Regions from separate parts of the Homo sapiens genome. Here region 1 is linked to region 2. A link is an interaction called in ENCODE POLR2A ChIA-PET data of the cell type or tissue named here. Cell type or tissue: MCF 10A. All regions are shown on one strand. Links, peaks and the distances in the headings refer to the core of each region. The heading gives the core; the rest is flanking DNA.

Region 1 (8,049 bases), core at 1,692-6,691, 260 kb after region 2:
AGCCTTTCTGTCTCTATGAATTTGCCTGCTCTGGGTACCTCATACTAATAGAATTCTATAGTAATTCTCCTTTTGAAACTGGCTTATTTCCCTTAGCTTAACGGATGAACCCCGAAGACATTATGCTAAAGGAAATAGACCAGTCATGGCTTTAAATTCTGACTGTGATTTTATCGCAGCAAAGGTGTGTGTTAAAAATGGCTATGAACTTTGTAGATGCCTAGCAAGAGAGCATGGAATGTGAATGACCCAGCCCGGAAGACTTCCTTCTGCATGAAATACCCAAACATACAAGTAGCCTTTATGAGCGAAACTAAAAAAAGGATTTCTGAGCACAGGCTCCTGGCACATAAAGCTCAGAATAGCTGAGCTTCACTTACCAACTATAACAGCACAAAATGTCACGCCGGGAATATTGAATGTGGGAGTTCAGTGCTCAAGGAAAAAAATCGCTCACCTAATTTAAGGAAACCCTAAATGAATCAATTTTTTTTTGTTGTTAAAAACTCTGTATTGCAACAGTCCCATCTGGTGCTAACTATATTTGCTTAGAGAAAGCAGTACCACAAAAGAAAGGTTATTTAGAGCATGCAATGGTTTCTGGATGGTTCTTCCATCTACTAGAGAACATGACAGAGACCTAAGAAATTGACCCTAAATATGGACATAAATTTGTGTAAACGTAAGGTTAGAAACATCACATTCTGGGCCGGGTGTGGTGGCTCACAGCTGTAATCCCAGCACTTTGGGAAGCCAAGGTGGGTGGATCACTTGAAGCCAGGAGTTGGAGACCAGCCTGGCCAACATGGTGAAACTCTCTACAAAAAATACAAAATACAAAATACAAAAATTAGCCAGGCGTGGTGACGCATGCCTGTAGTCCCAGCTACTTGGGAGGCTTCGATCACTTGGACCCAGGAGACAGAGGCTGCAATGAGTCTAGATCAAGCCATTACACAAGACCCTGTCAAAAAACAAACAAACAAACAAAAAAACAAACGGGCACAGTGGCTCATGCCTGTAATCCCAGCACTTTGGGAGGCCGACGCGGGCGGATCACAAGGTCAGGAGTTCGACACTCCTGACCAGGAGCCCAGCCAATATGGTGAAGCCCCTGTCTCTACTAAAAATACAAAAATTAGCTGGGCATGGTGGTGTGCACCTATAGTCCCAGCTACTCAGGAGGTTGAAGCAGGAGAATCACTGGAACCTGGGAGGCGGAGGTTGCAGTGAGCTGAGATTGTGCCACTGCACTCCAGCCTGGGCGACAGAGCGAGACTCCACCTAAAAAAAATAAAAATAAAAAAAGAAATATCACCTTCTGGGTCAAGAAGATAATCAGATTCGTTTTACCTTATACCAGAAGCCCTTGCTTCTGTACTGTCCGTCTCCTTGTAAGATGGTCACCCTGGGAAATTGGCAGGATAGCCTGTCCTACCTTGTGAGGGTATTTAAATGACGGCAGACTTGATTTCAGGAGAGTGACCAAAATATAGGTTAGTTTCCTGCTGTCCACATCACAAGAGAGGAGTCTGATGGGAAACAGAACGCAGCCTGCTGGGCTTTACCAGGAAACACACGCTGTTCATCTCTCAGGACCCAGCCTCCTGCCCGTATCCACACACCAGCTCTGCTCAAGTGATCCTCCTGCCTCAGCCTCCAGAGTAGCTGGGATTATAGGTGGGCAACACCGTGCCTGGTTTTTATTTTGCATATATTTGGATATAGTAACTTAGGTTTTAACTGTAGCCTCGGTCAAGCTGTATAACCCCTCTGTGCCTCAGTTTCCTCATCTGTGCAGAAGTGGAGCAGCAACAGAATCTCTGTCAGAGGACTGCTATTGTGGGGATCCAGTGATGAGTGTATCTGAAGCAACAAGGCCACCAAACCACAGCTGCCGCCGGGCACTGGCTGACGCTTTAGGAGTCTCCCAGAGTGGATGATGAGCAAGGGCCATGCTCTACATTTCGTGTGATTTGAAGTTTTTTTAAATCATGTCCCCAAAGCGATATGTTCTCTCACTAGACCCTCCAGAAGAAAAAACAAAACAAAACAGAATCTAATATGTTTAACACCTAACCCCAGGTACCTGTGAACGAGACCTTATTTGAAAATAGGGTTATTGCAGATTTAATTGAGTTACAATGTGGTCATGCTGGAATAGGGCAGGTCTTCAATTAAATATGTCTGGTGTCCTTATAAGAAGAGACACAGAGGCCGGGTGCGGTGGCGAGGTGGCTCACACCTGTAATCCCAACACTTTGGGAGGCCAAGGCGGGTGGATCATCTGAGGTCAGGAGTTCAAGACCAGCCTGGCCAAAATGGTGAAACCCCATCTCTACTAAAAATACAAAAATTAGCCAGGCGTGGTGGCGGGCGCCTGCAATCCCAGCTACTGAGGAGGCTGAGGCAGGAGAATCACTTGAACCTGGGAGGCAGAGGTTGCGGTGAGCCGAGATCGCATCACTGCACTCCAGCCTGGGCAACAAGCACGACACTCCATCTCAAAAAAAAAAAAAAAAAAAAAAAAGAGAGAGAGACACAGAGAGGAAAACGCCAAGTGAAGATACTTTACGCAAGGGCAATGAAACCAAGTGATGACAGAGGCGGATTTGGAGCTCTATGGCTGCAAGCTGAGAAACGCCAAAGACTGCCGGCAGCCACCAGATGCTGGAGAGTGCATGCAGTGGCCAACCCAAGGATTTTGTACCCTCTGGACTATGGAACTGTGAAAAAATGAATTTCTTTTTTTTTTTTTTTGAGACGGAATTTCACTCTGTCGCCCAGGCTGGAGTGCCGTGGCGTGATATCAGCTCACTGCACTCCAAGGTTCAAGCGATTCTCATGCCTCAGCCTCCCGAGTAGCTGGCATTACAGGCATCCACCACCACGCCTGGTTAATTTTTCTGTTTTTAGTAGAGATGGGGTTTCACCATGTTGGCCAGGCTGGTCTCAAACTCCTAAAGTGATCTGCCTGCCTCGGGCTCCCAAAGTGCTGAGATTACAGACATGAGCCACCGTGCCCAGCCAAAAACTAAAACTGAATTTCTGTTGTTTTAAGCCACACAGTTTCTGTTGCTTTGTTAACAATAGCCCTGGGAAACAATGTCTTAGCTGTTTAAATCCTCTAGGGCTGGCAGATAGAGGGCATGTGGTACATATCCATTGAATGAATGAATAAATGAGTAAAGATAAACACAGAGGTAAGGCAAGCAATGGGGAATAAATGATGGGGCAGATGTGGGTGCACACACACACCTGGAGGGGGAGAGCCCACACACACACCTGGAGGGGGACAGAGCACATGCACACCTGGAGGGGGACAGAGCCCACACACATACCTGGAGGGGGACAGAGCACATGCACACCTGGAGGGGGAGAGCCCAAACACACACCTGGAGGGGGACAGAGCACAGACACACCTGGAGGGGAATAGTGCATACCCACACCTGGAGGGGGGACACAGCACATGCACACCTGGAGGGGGACAGTGCCCACACACACCTGGAGGGGGACAGAGCCTACATACACACCTGGAGGGGGACAGAGCACACGCACACCTGGAGGGGAACACTGCACACCCATACCTGGAGGGAGACAGAGCCCACGCACACCTGGAGGGGGAGAGTACATGCACACCTGGAGGGGGACAGAGCCCATGCACACCTGGAGGGGGAGAGTACATGCACACCTGGAGGGGGACAGAGCCCAAGCACACCTGGAGGGGATACAGCCCACGCACACCTGGAGGGGGACAGAGCACACGTACACCTGGAGGGGGAGAGCACAAGCACACCTGGAGGGGGAGAGCACACGCGCACCTGGAGGGGAACACAGCACACGCACACCTGGAGGGGGACAGAGCACACGTACACCTGGAGGGGAGAGCACACGCACACCTGGAGGGGGAGAGCACACACACACCTGGAGGGGGACAGTGCACACGTACACCTGGAGGGGGAGAACACACGCACACCTGGAAGGGGAGAGCACACACACACACATGGATAGGGAGTCACTCGTTCTTTTCTATGAGCATTCAGTCCCCAACTTTGGGTCTAAAAGGTCAGCTGAAACTTGGCTCCTGGAAAATCTATCATGTCGGTATGTCCCAGAGTACAAGGGCTTCCGACTGTCCAAGGAACCAGAAATCTGAATTTTTAGGTGAAATCTTCCATGTTTTTCTTTTCTTTTTTTGAGACGGAGTCTCACACTGGCGCCCAGGCTATAGTGCAATGGCACGATCTTGGCTCACTGCAAGCTCAGCCTCCCGGATTCAAGCGATTCTCCTGCCTCAGCCTCCCGAGTAGCTGGGATTACAGGCACCCGCCACCACGCCCGGCTAATTTTTTGTATTTTTAGTAGAGATGGCGTTTCACCGTGTTAGCCAGGAAGGTCTCAATCTCCTGACCTCCACCCACCTTAGCCTCCCAAAGTGCTGCAATTACAGGTGTGAGCCACAATGCCCGGCCTAAAATCTTTCATATTTTTCAATGCTGTCTTACAAAAGAAGTCCCCACTCTGGGGTCCATTTGCATCTCCAGTGTCTGGCGCCCCCCGGGCAGGATATGCAGTGGCTAATGAAAATCTGTAGCATAAAGGAAAACGCATCCTCACAGGTCTGAAGACAGCACACCTGAGTGGATCTTCTGGGATAGTGTTAGCTATCAGGGTTATGACTTGGATCCTGCCTCCCCTCATGTGAAACTTTCAAAAGCACTGGAGTAAAGGAAATCCAGCTGAGGGAAGAGAGGCAAATCCCTGGGACCCAGATGCACCACACAGGACTATTAGTCCCTAGTCAGGGGGAAGAGCTCTGAAGCTGGGAATCAGGACACCTGACCCCCCAACTGGAGGCAAATCATCTCTCTGAGTCTCGGCTTCCTCGTCCATAAAATGAAGGAATAAAATGTATACTTGCCACCTCCCAAGGTGTGAGGAGGACAGTGAGAGAGCATGGGTGACGAGGCTTTGTCAGCACGGCAAGGCCATTGGCACCTTCCTAATTCTAACAGCCATGATCAGTCTAATGCCACTCCCATCACGTCGCCATTAGACCCGGGGACCACTTCTCCAACACACCCATTGGGGCAGAGATTTTGTTCTTCTTATCCACAGACTATCTAAATTAGGGCAGCTCGAATATCTCAAAAGAAAGCTGCTGAGACTATGCTGACGGGAAGAAGGGTATTTGGGTTCCAACATCATGGGCGTCCCCCAGTTTTAAGGCACAGGACAGTCCTGGGATCAGCAGCTCCTGCAACCCCTGAGAATTTGTCACTGGGGTGCTGTGTGTGTCTTCAATGTGACCAAGACAACACCAATCCAATATTGTAGGGCCTGCTCTGATCCATCCACATTTCTCTGTCATCTGCTACACGTAGGACGCTGCGCAGGCAGAATCAATGCCATTTTGTGTTTTTTTCTTTTTCCAGGAATGGGACAATGCAGGATGGCTGCTGGGTGGGATCACAGCTCCACACTTCGGAGGAGGAAGACTTTGTGTCAGTCTCCAGTGATCCCTCACCTGGACCCCTATCTTTCCTCAAACACCTCTGCTTCCTGCCTCTGTCCCTTTTGGAACTAAAGGCCTGTTCCTCAGCCAAAGTCCAGAATCCTTTCTTCTCAAGCATGAGTCCCCTGCCCTCCAGTTGCTTGGCCCAGTAAGGAAGTCAGAGAAGGAAACAGGCAACTGCAATCAAGTGACATGAATGCCAGTGGTGTGGCGTAGGTGCAGCCTAGCCATGGGATGGGCAGGTCACGAAGGCAGGGAGACATGCTGTTCAGAGCATCAGAGATTTCACGAAGGGCAAGCTTCAGTGGGGTGTCCAGCAAGCAGATATTTGCCTCTACTTGTTTACATGTGACCTCCTGGGCAGGGTCTGTGATGTAGGCGGGCCTGCACCCTCACTGCCTAGCACAGAATTATGTATTGATAGGGATGCACTAGATTACCATGGTTTAGGACACCAGCCCTCACGTCAGCCGATGCCTCTGTACTCACCAGATAACCTTCAGTTCCCTTCCAGCAGCTTCAAATGTCTGCTCTATGAACACCCCTGTGACTGGCTGGTGCTAGAAGAAAAATTATGCATATACCCTGTAGCTTGTCCTGAAGTAGGGGGGACAAGAACTTCAGTTAACAGTGTGCAGCTTTAAAAGTTGAGAGGTTGGGCACGGTGGCTCACACCTGTAATCCCAGCACTTTGGGAGGCCGAGATGGGCGGATCACCTGAGGCTGGGAGTTCGAGACCAGCATGACCAACATGGAGAAACCCCGTCTCTTACTAAAAATACAAAACTAGCCGGGCATGGTAGCAGGTGCCTGTAATCCCAGCTACTGAGGAGGCTGAGGCAGGCGAATCACTTGAACCCAGGAGGCAGAGGTTGCAAGAGCTGAGATCGTGCCATTGCATTCCAGCCTGGCAACGGAGCGAGACTCCATCTCAAAAAAAAAAGAAAAAAAAAAAGTTGAGAGGTGGGTGTCACAGAGGAGGACCACTGCCCCTCACAGTGTACAATATCTGAGTCCATTTGAGAGCTCACAGCTCAGAAACACAAGGCTCTCAGTCCATGCAGAGTTGATCTTGGTGGGGGGTGGGAGGGAGGGGACACTCATTCACATTCAACAGAGTCACAGCCAATGTGTAAACAACCAGAAGGCCAGTTTACCAATCTACCTTTCCAGCAGCTATTCCTGTCATCAGGGCATGCACTGAGGTGTGCAATTCATGCACTCATTCAGCAAGGTTTTGACAAGCACCAAGTGTCCATTAGTGCACGGACTGTGAGCACCTGACTGGGGAAAATAATGCAGCCAAATGAGGTGGAGATCCAGAAACGGGAAGTGGAATTGTGCAATGAGCTTGGCGTCACACAAGCTGGAGTTCAAACGCTGTCCATCATTTATTAGGGAGGCGACTTTGGGGAAAATTGCTTAACCTTCCTGAGTCTCTTTCCTCACCTGTAAAATGGGTATAACAACATCTCCTTACATGATTATTAAAGAATGGGATTACATATGTAAAATGCCTAGTTTTGTTTGTTTTTGTATTTATCTGGAGAGGCCATGCCACATAATTTTTAAGGGAACAGGCTTTGGGATCAGACAGAGCTGTCTTTAAATCCTAGCTCTGCCACTTACTAGGTACATGATTTGGGTAAGTTGCTTAATTTTTTTCCACTAAGCCTTGGTTCGCTCATTTGTAAAATGGAAATACGAATTCCTCATAGGGCCTGGGAAATAAGATAATGTATTCCAAGAACTTAGAAAACTCCTAGGATATGATAAGCATTTAACAAATGGTATGATTAAGAGTAATTTTTAGGTGCCAATATCCAGAATAAACAAGGAACTCAAACAACTCAGTGACAAAAAATAAATAAATCTGATTTTTAAATAGACAAACGATCTCAATAGATATTTCTCCAAGAAAGACATACAAGTGGCCAACACATGTATGAAAAAATGCTCAATGTCACTAATCAACAGGGAAACGCAAATCAAAACCACAAAGACAAAAAATAGCAAATGCTGGCAAGGGTGCAGAGAAAAGGGAACTCTGATGCACTGTGGGTGGGAAGGTAAATTAGTACAGCCATTAGGGAAAACAGCATGGAGGTTTCTCAAAAAACTAAAAATAGATCTTCCATATGATCCAGCAATCCCACTACTAGGTATTTATCCAAAGGAAATCAAATCAATATTATCAAAGAGATATCTGCACCCCCATGTTTATTGCAGCGCCAGTCACAATAGCAAAAGATATGGAATCAACTTAAGCGTCCACCAACAAATGAATGGACAGGCTGGTTGCAGTGGCTCATGCCTGTAATCCCAGCACTTCAGGATGCCGAGGTGGGAGGACTGCTTGAGGCCAGGAGTTCGAGACCAGCCTAGGCAACATAGTGAGCCCCCCCCCCACCCCTCCCGCGCCATCTTATTATTTAAAAAAAAAAAAAAAGGATAAAGAAAATGTGTTATAGGCTGGGCGTGGTGGCTCACGCCTGTACTCCCAGGACTTTGGGAGGCCAAGGCAGGTGGATCAC
Region 2 (8,049 bases), core at 1,546-6,545:
GTAGAGAGTCTCCTCAGGCATCCAGCAGCACACTGGCCAGTGCTCACGCGGATGGAAGCTACCGCAGGCTGGATTAGGGGAAATAGTGCCAAAAAAGATTGGAGGAAATGGTGCCTGATGCTCACACAGACTGAGAGTAGTGTTGTTTTCCACTGGCCAGACTGGAAAAACTAATAATTCACAGGCATTGGGTAGAATTCTCAAGAAAGTTGTACCTTGGTAATAGGATTCTACCACTAGGAAGTCATGCACTTGCCTTTCCCCCAGCATCCCAGAAAAAGCTCTAGACTGAGCACTGCTCCGGCTCTGCCTAACGAATTACAAATATGAGACACAAAAGTATTAAACAGTTTCCAAGTAATTTCATCCCAGAACAAAGCTCAAGAAAATGTATAGGAATACAAAATATTTAGCACCCAAAAAGGTAAAATCACAATGTCTGGTATCCAGTCAGAGATTACCAGACATTCAAAACACAACCTATGATGAGGATGCCGTCAATTAATCAAAACCAACCCAGAACTTACACAGATGTTAGCATTATCAGAAAAAGATATTAAATGTTATTATAACTGTATTTCATGTGTTTGAAAAAGCTAATAGAATTATGAAAATCATTTTTTAAAACTGTAATAGAATTTCTAAAGATAAGAAAACTATTTCTGGGATTTAAGATATACTGTATGGGATTCATGGCAGATTAGACATTACTTAACAAAAGGTTAGTGAATTTGAAGAAATAGCAATAGAACTTATCCAGAATAAGACAGTGAGAGAAAACAAAAACAAAAACATGAACAGAGCATCAGTGAACTGTGGGACTATTTCAAGTGGCCTGATACATGGATAATTGGGATCCTGAAGGAGAAGAGCAAGAAAGAGGAGGAACAGAAAAAATATTTGAAGAAATTACTGAAAAATTTCCAAACACAATGAAAATTACAATCTCACAAATTCAAGAAGTTCAGTTAATCCTGAGAACAGGAAATATGAAAAACAACAACAACAACAACAAAGCACCGAAGCACATCATCATCAAATTGCTCAAAACCAGTGATAAAGAAACAAAATAGGCCAGGCATGGTGGCTCATGCCTGTAATCCCAGCACTTTGGGAGGCCAAGGCAGGCGGATCACCTGAGGTCGGGAGTTCGAGACCAGCTTGACCATCATGGAGAAACCCTGTCTCTATAAAAAATACAAAATTAGCCAGGCGTGGTAGGCACATACCTGCAATCCCAGCTACTCTGGAGGCTGACACAGGAGAATCACTTGAACCCGGGATGTGGAGGTTGCGGTGAGCCAAGATTGCACCATTACAGTCCAGCCTGGGCAACAAGAGCAAAACTCCATCTCAAAAAAAAAGAAACAAAACAAAACAAAACAAAAAACCAAACACATCCAGAGAAATAAGACACATTACATACAGGGAAACAGAGGTAAGAGTGACACCAAATTTCTTATTGGGAACCACTAAGTGAGAAGACATTGAACCACATCTTTATTTATTTATTTATTATTTTATTTATTTATTTTTTTGAGATGGAGTCTCACTCTGTCGCAAAACACACACGTACACACACACACACACACACACACACACACCTAGCAGCATTCCATTGTAAGATGAGAGTAGGCCCAAACATTTCTGGGAGGAACAAGTAAACTTCCTGAGTAGGTGCCTTAGACTCTAATAGTATTTGCTCCTACTGTTTTGCAACATTTCTTTTCTTTTTCTTTTCTTTTTTTTTTTTTTTGAGACACTGTCTCACTCTGTCATCCAGGCTGTAGTGCAAAGACACAATCTCGGCTCACTGAGACCTCCGCCTCCTAGGTTCAAGGATTCTCCTGCCTCAGCCTCCCAAGTACTGGGATTACAGGCGTGTGCCACCACACCTGGCTAATTTTTGTATTTTTAGTAGAGATGGGATTTCACCATGTTGGCCAGGGTGGTCTCGAGTCAACCTCAGGTGATGCGCCCACCTCGGCCTCCCAAGCATGAACCACTGTGCCCAGACATTTTGCAACATTTCTTTTTCTTTTTCTTTTCTTTTCTTTTTTTTCTTTTGAGATAGAGTCTTGCTCTATCGCCCAGGCTGGAGTGCAGTGGCGTGCTCTTGGCTCATTACAACCTCTGCCTCCCAGTTTCAAGCAATTCTCACTTCTCAGCCTCTCGAGCAGCTGGAATTACAGGCATGCACCGCCACGCCCAGCTAACTTTTGTATTTTTAGTAGAGACAGGGTTTCACCATGTTGGTCAGGTTGGTCTCGAACTCCTGGCATCAAGTGATCCGCCCACCTTAGCCTCCCAAAATGCTGGGATTGCAGGTGTGAATCATTGCGCCCGGCCCTGCGACATTTCTTAACCTGCAACTACACCCTAATGGAAAATACTTTGTTGTGATCAGTCAACAGAAAATGAAAAAGTGGGTCTGGCCCACAAATTTTTCTGCCTGGAGTGCTAGCTCCCGTCAGAGGTAGACAACTAGTGCTTTACAGACAAAGGAGAGGCCCAGAAAGCCAGCATTGAAGAAAAATCCTTGCAGAAGGCAAAACTTGTACATTGATTCACAGGCTATAGCTAATGGGTTGGCTGGACAATTAGACACTTGAATAAAATTCTCCAGGTGGCCTAGGGGACAGGCAAGGGGATGGACTTCTCAGAATGGGCACAGAGTACCCATGGGAATGAATGCTTATTCATTCATGGGCACTTACTGGGGAGGAGGCTCTCAGTACCCAGGTGGACAAGACAGCCTCTTCTGAGGACATCCATTGGCCTCCTCCCTCCCCTTCCCAATGCTGCTCAAACAGCCCGTGGGCAGCTGACTGAGGCAGCAGAGATGAAGGCTATGTAGGGACTCAGAAGCATGACCTTTCCTCACGAGGCTGATTTGGTATCCATTTGGCTGAGTGATTTGGTATCCATATGGCTGAGTGCCCAACCCTCACAGCAGGGACCCACCCTAAGCTCCTAATGTGGTGCCATTCCCACAAGGTGCAGTTGCCCGGTGGCCAGCTTGATGACATTGGACCCCTTCTGTCATGGAAAGGGCAGTGATTTATCCTCACGTGTTTTATGTAAGGACTTGTTTTTCCAGCCACATCACTTCTCTCAGCACTACCATTTGTGGACTCGGACAACGCTTTATTTATCCCTCATCATGGCAACACAAACACCATCACTTTGGACTGAGGGACTCATTTCGTGTTGAAGGAAGTGTGGCGGAGAGCTCATGGCCATGAAATTCCCTGAATTTACCATGCTCCCCATTACCCAGAAGCAGCTGGTTTGGGAGAATGGAGGAATCATCTGCAGAAGACTCCGTTAAGGTGCCGGATGAGAGCCAATAGCCTATGAGGTTAAGCTGCCATCCTACAGGGTGTGGTGCATGCCTCAACCCAGCAAATGGTATGCGGTGCCATCCCCCGACACCTCAAATGCATGGGTCCAGGAACTGAGCAGTGGAGGCAGGAGGGGCCCTTCCCATTATTACACCAAATAACATACTGGAGGAATTTTGCCTTCCTTCCTGTGTGTGACCTTGGGCCAGTGTCCAGGAAAATGTTTCCATCAGGAAACACAGTCATGGTTTCGATGGATTACGGTGGAACTGCCCCTCCCCCAACTGGCAATTTCCGGTTCCTTGTGCCGCTGAACCAACAGGCAGAGAAGGGATCACTGTGCTGGCTGGGATGACAATCCCCATCCTCAGAGGGAGTTTGCATTGAATTGATTCTCACACCGAGGGAAGGCACGACTTAACCACAGTCATGCACCACGTAATGATGTTTTGGTCAGAGACTACCGCATCCATGACAGTAGTCCCATAAGATTATAATATTTTACGTATATATTTTTTTCTTTTTTTTTTTGAGACAGAGTCTCGCTCTGTTGCCCAGGCTGGAGTGCAGAGGCGTGATCTCGGCTCACTGCAAGCTCCGCCTCCTGGGTTCACACCATTCTCCTGCCTCAGCCTCTCGATTAGCTGGAATTACAGGCATGCACCACCACGCCCAGCCAACTTTTGTATTTTTAGTAGACACAGGGTTTCACCATGTTGGTCAGGTTGGTCTCGAACTCTTGGCCTCAAGTGATCCACCCACCTCAGCCTCCCAAAGTGCTGGGATTACAGGTGTAAGCCACCGCGCCCAGCCAATATTATATTTTTACTGGACCTCTTCTATGTTTAGAGACATAAATTCTTGCCATTGGGATATAGTTGCCTACAGTGTTCAGTACAGAAACGTGCTGCACAGGTTTGTAGCCTAAGAGCAAGAGCCTGTACCATGTAGCCTGGGTGTGTCCATCTAAGTTTGTGTAAGTTCACTCTCTGATGTTCACACAACAACACTGCCTAATGACACATTTCTCAGAATGCATACCTGCCACTAAGTGACGCATGACTAATTTTTTTTTTTTTTTTTTGATACAGGTCTTGCTCTGCCGCCCAGGCTGGAGTACAGTGGCACAATCTTGGCTCACTGCATCCCTGACCTTCCGCACTCAAGTGATCCTCCCACCTTGGCACCAACACCCCACCCCCTGCCCCTTCTCACGTAGCTGGGACTACTGGTATACACCACCATACTTGGCTTTTTTTTTTTTTTTTTTGCATTTTTTTGCAGAGTTAGAGTTTCATCATTTTGCCCAGGCTGGTCCCAAACTCCCAGGCTCAAGTGATCTGCCTGCCTTGGTCTCCCAAAGTGCTGGGATTACAGGCATGAGCCACCACACCCAGCTGTGACTGTACTTCTTGCTCAATGTTTTTTATTATCAGGAAAAGGGAAGGGAGCTCATTAAAGACAAGTCATAAAGGAATCAGATTCTGAAGGAACAAAAGTTTGGGTTATCTCACTAAGGCTGTAAAAAAACAAAAAGGGCTGGCCAGGCGCGGTGGCCAGCACTTTGGGAGGCCGAGGCAGGCAGATCACTTGAGCCCAGGAGCTAGAGACCAGCCTGAACAACCTAGTGAGACCCCCCTCTCAAAAAAATACAAAAGCTAGCCAGGTGCACTGGCTCATGCCTATAATCCCAGCACTTTGGGAGGCCGAGGCAGGCAGATCATGAGGTCAGGAGTTCAAGAACAGCCTGGCCAACATAGTGAAACCCCATCTCTACTAAAAATACAAAAATTAGCCAGGCGTGGTGATGAGTGTCTGTAGTCCCAGCTACTCGGGAGGCTGAGGCAGGAGAATCGCTTGAACCCGGGAAGGCTGAGGTGGGAGGATCACCTGAGCCTGGGAGGTGGAGGCTGCAGTGAGCCGTGATTACACCACTGCACTGCAGCCTGGGCGACAGAGTAAGACCCTGTCTCAAAAGAGAGAGAAAAAAAGTGTTGCTGCGGAGCCAGCCGAGGGGAGGGGCCATAGGATGGCGGCTGAGGAGCGCTGCCTAGGCAGCATGGCTGGGGGGCATCCGTCAGCGGGCTGCTTCCCTCCTGCCCATTCCCACCCCCTCCCACCTTAGTGAAGAGGCTGGCAGTGCCGGGCTCTCAGCCTTCAGGTTGGTGCACACACAGTCGAGGGTGATGGGACGTCATTTGCCCTGGGTGCTGAAGACACAGGGCAAGGGTGGAGACCAAAGGTCAGCAGGGTGGATAGCTGCTGGATAGCTGCCTCTGCCCCTCCAGACCCACTCTCCATCCTGCTCTGTACCCCAGGTGGGCTGCGCCCACAGGCCACCTGGCCCCCTGACTGCTGGGTTTGGCCAATGGGGCCTCTGGCATGTGGCTGGGAGCTGGGGGAGAGGGAGGGAATACTCGTTCCCCACGTTCCCCAGGAGCTGCGCCTTGGCCACATCTTTCTTCTGAAGTCTGGGGTCCCTCTCCTCGGAGCTCCTCTCTCCAGGATCCGGCCACTCCTCCCTCTTGCCGTCCTCAGAGGACCCAAAGGTGGAAACAGCTCCCACCCCTGCCTGACTTGCTGGCACCCTGCCCACACCTCGGTAAGGTGGCCTCTCTCATCCTCTCCTCCATCCCCTGCGTCAGTGTGACCCCTTCTGGGACTGCCTAAGACGCGACATGCACAGTGACACTCATAGCGGTGCTCCTCGTTTTAAAAACGAAAGCTTAGGCCAGGCACGGTGGCTCACGCCTGTAATCCCAGCAATTCAGGAGGCTGAGGCAGGCAGATCACGAGGTCAGGAGTTCGAGACCAGCCTGGCCAATATAGTGAAACCCCATCTCTACTAAAAAATATGTAAAAATTAGCCAGGCATGGTGGCATGCTCCTGCAGTCCTAGCTATGCGGGAGGCTGAGACAGAAGAATCGCTTGAACTCGGGAGGCGGAGGTTGCAGTGAGCTGAGATGGAGCCACACTCCAGCCTGGGCGACAGGGCGAGACTCCTTCTCAAAAAAAAATAAAGGCCGGGCGAGGTGGCTCACGCTTGTAATCCCAGCACTTTGGGAGGCTGAGGCGGGCGGATCATGAGGTCAGGAGATCAAGACCATCCTGGCTAACACGGTGAAACCCCGTCTCTACTAAAAATACAAAAAAATTAGCCGGGTGTGGTGGCGGGCACCTGTAGTCCCAGCTACTTGGGAGGCTGAGGCAGGAGAATGGCATGAACCCAGGAAGGTGGAGGATGCAGTGAGCTGAGATTGCGCCACTGCACTCCAGCCTGGGCGACAGAGCAAGACTCCATCTCAGAAAAATAAAAATAAAAATAAAATAAATAAATTAAAATTAAAATATATTAAAATAAAATAAAAATAAAAACAAAAAGCTAAGTGTCCATTGATAGATAAACAGGTAAAGAAATTACGGTGCATCTATCACATGGAACCCATGTAGCACTAGAGACGTAAGGCAGGGTCACTTGTTCCAGCAACCCAGAGTGGCTGCCACCCACGGCGTGCACGGTTCTGGGTGCTGAGGACTCCAGGGTGTCCCTTCTGGTCTAGGGGCGACAGGCTGTACACCAGGACACAGGGGAGTAAAAGAGAGAATCTGGGAGAGGGATGAGGGTTGCGAGGACAGCGGATGGGGCAACTGGTGTGTGAGGGGTGCCTGCCTTACAGATGGGGGACGCCAGGAAGCCTCTATCCAGCGGCGACCTTTTAGGGAGATGCAAACAGCCAGGAGGAGTCAGCCCTGTGCGGCCTTCCAGGCACAGCAAAGCTCAGGACACAGATGGGAGCAGAAGGTGGCTGCCCTGGGATGCTGGGGAGGTGCGCAGGGCCAGTCCCGCAGGCCTGGACGAGCACGGCTGGGCCTCACAGGTGGGAGTCTCTGCAGCTCCCCCTTCCCTGCCCGGCATGGAGGAGTCCCCAGGCCTGCGGCCATGTGACCCTGCCATTGGTTCCTAGGGTTTCCTGCTGCCTGACTCTGCGGCACTTCTGAAGGGTGTCTCTCCTCCTCATTCTCAACATCCATGCTGACCACATTGAAGGTCAAGGGCGTGGGCCAATACCCTGCCAGGGCCAGGTACAAAGAGAGTGCCCACAGAAATGTCTGTGAGATGGAAGGAGGCAGAGAGCCAGTGATGAGGGAGGCAGGAGGGGATGCAAGGGGCCATAAGTGCTGCGGGAGGTGGGGGGCCATCTGGAAGGTGGCTGGGTGCATCAGGTGGTGGGGTAGGGGGGGCGACAGCCTCTCTCCTCCTCTTTGTTCTGCTCTGCAGTGGTGGTGGTGGGCCAGGGAGTCAGGGGAGCCATTATCTTGGAGGCCCAAGTAGCCAGGGACAAATGCATAGTCTCAGAGAGCCAGGAGGCCGGTCCTGGAGACCCCACCAGGGCCCAGGAGAGGGGAGCCAGGCTGGAGACAGCCTCGGAGCAAAGCTGGACTGTGGGCCAGTGGCCCTGCATGCAGGCTTAAAACTTTCCTGTCAACCAGGGTCCCAGTAGGAAAGAGCTGGCACCCTCAAATTAGGGTAAGTCTAGGTGGGTCTATTTGGAAAGAGCCCAATGAGGGGGACCACCAGGGCTGGTGCAGGAAGGAGCTGGCAGCAGCACGGCTGTCACCACCCATGTACCACGTCTTCCAATGTCCCCAGGGCCACTGCCACCTCTCTCCTGGCTGTGTGTCTGGGAGGCCACCTGTGTGGGC

What was found. Peaks named below come from ENCODE experiments on the same cell type or tissue, not always from the same donor. Only the 100,000 strongest peaks of a DNase experiment are listed, where the experiment ranks them.
Region 1: POLR2A ChIA-PET joins it to region 2 with 8 read pairs; 7 of 35 experiments call an interaction of 5 or more read pairs at or near these places.

What each region holds. Positions count from the first base shown.
Region 1 is chr14:103,323,207-103,331,255 of GRCh38, forward strand. No RefSeq gene overlaps it. Among named protein-coding and RNA genes, the nearest start is that of EIF5, 7.0 kb to the right of the region's middle. In MCF 10A, for the core only: no CTCF peak of the experiment used is centred there; no DNase peak of the experiment used is centred there.
Region 2 is chr14:103,063,010-103,071,058 of GRCh38, forward strand. No RefSeq gene overlaps it. Among named protein-coding and RNA genes, the nearest start is that of CDC42BPB, 9.5 kb to the left of the region's middle. In MCF 10A, for the core only: no CTCF peak of the experiment used is centred there; DNase peaks (open chromatin) are centred at 4,372 and 4,532.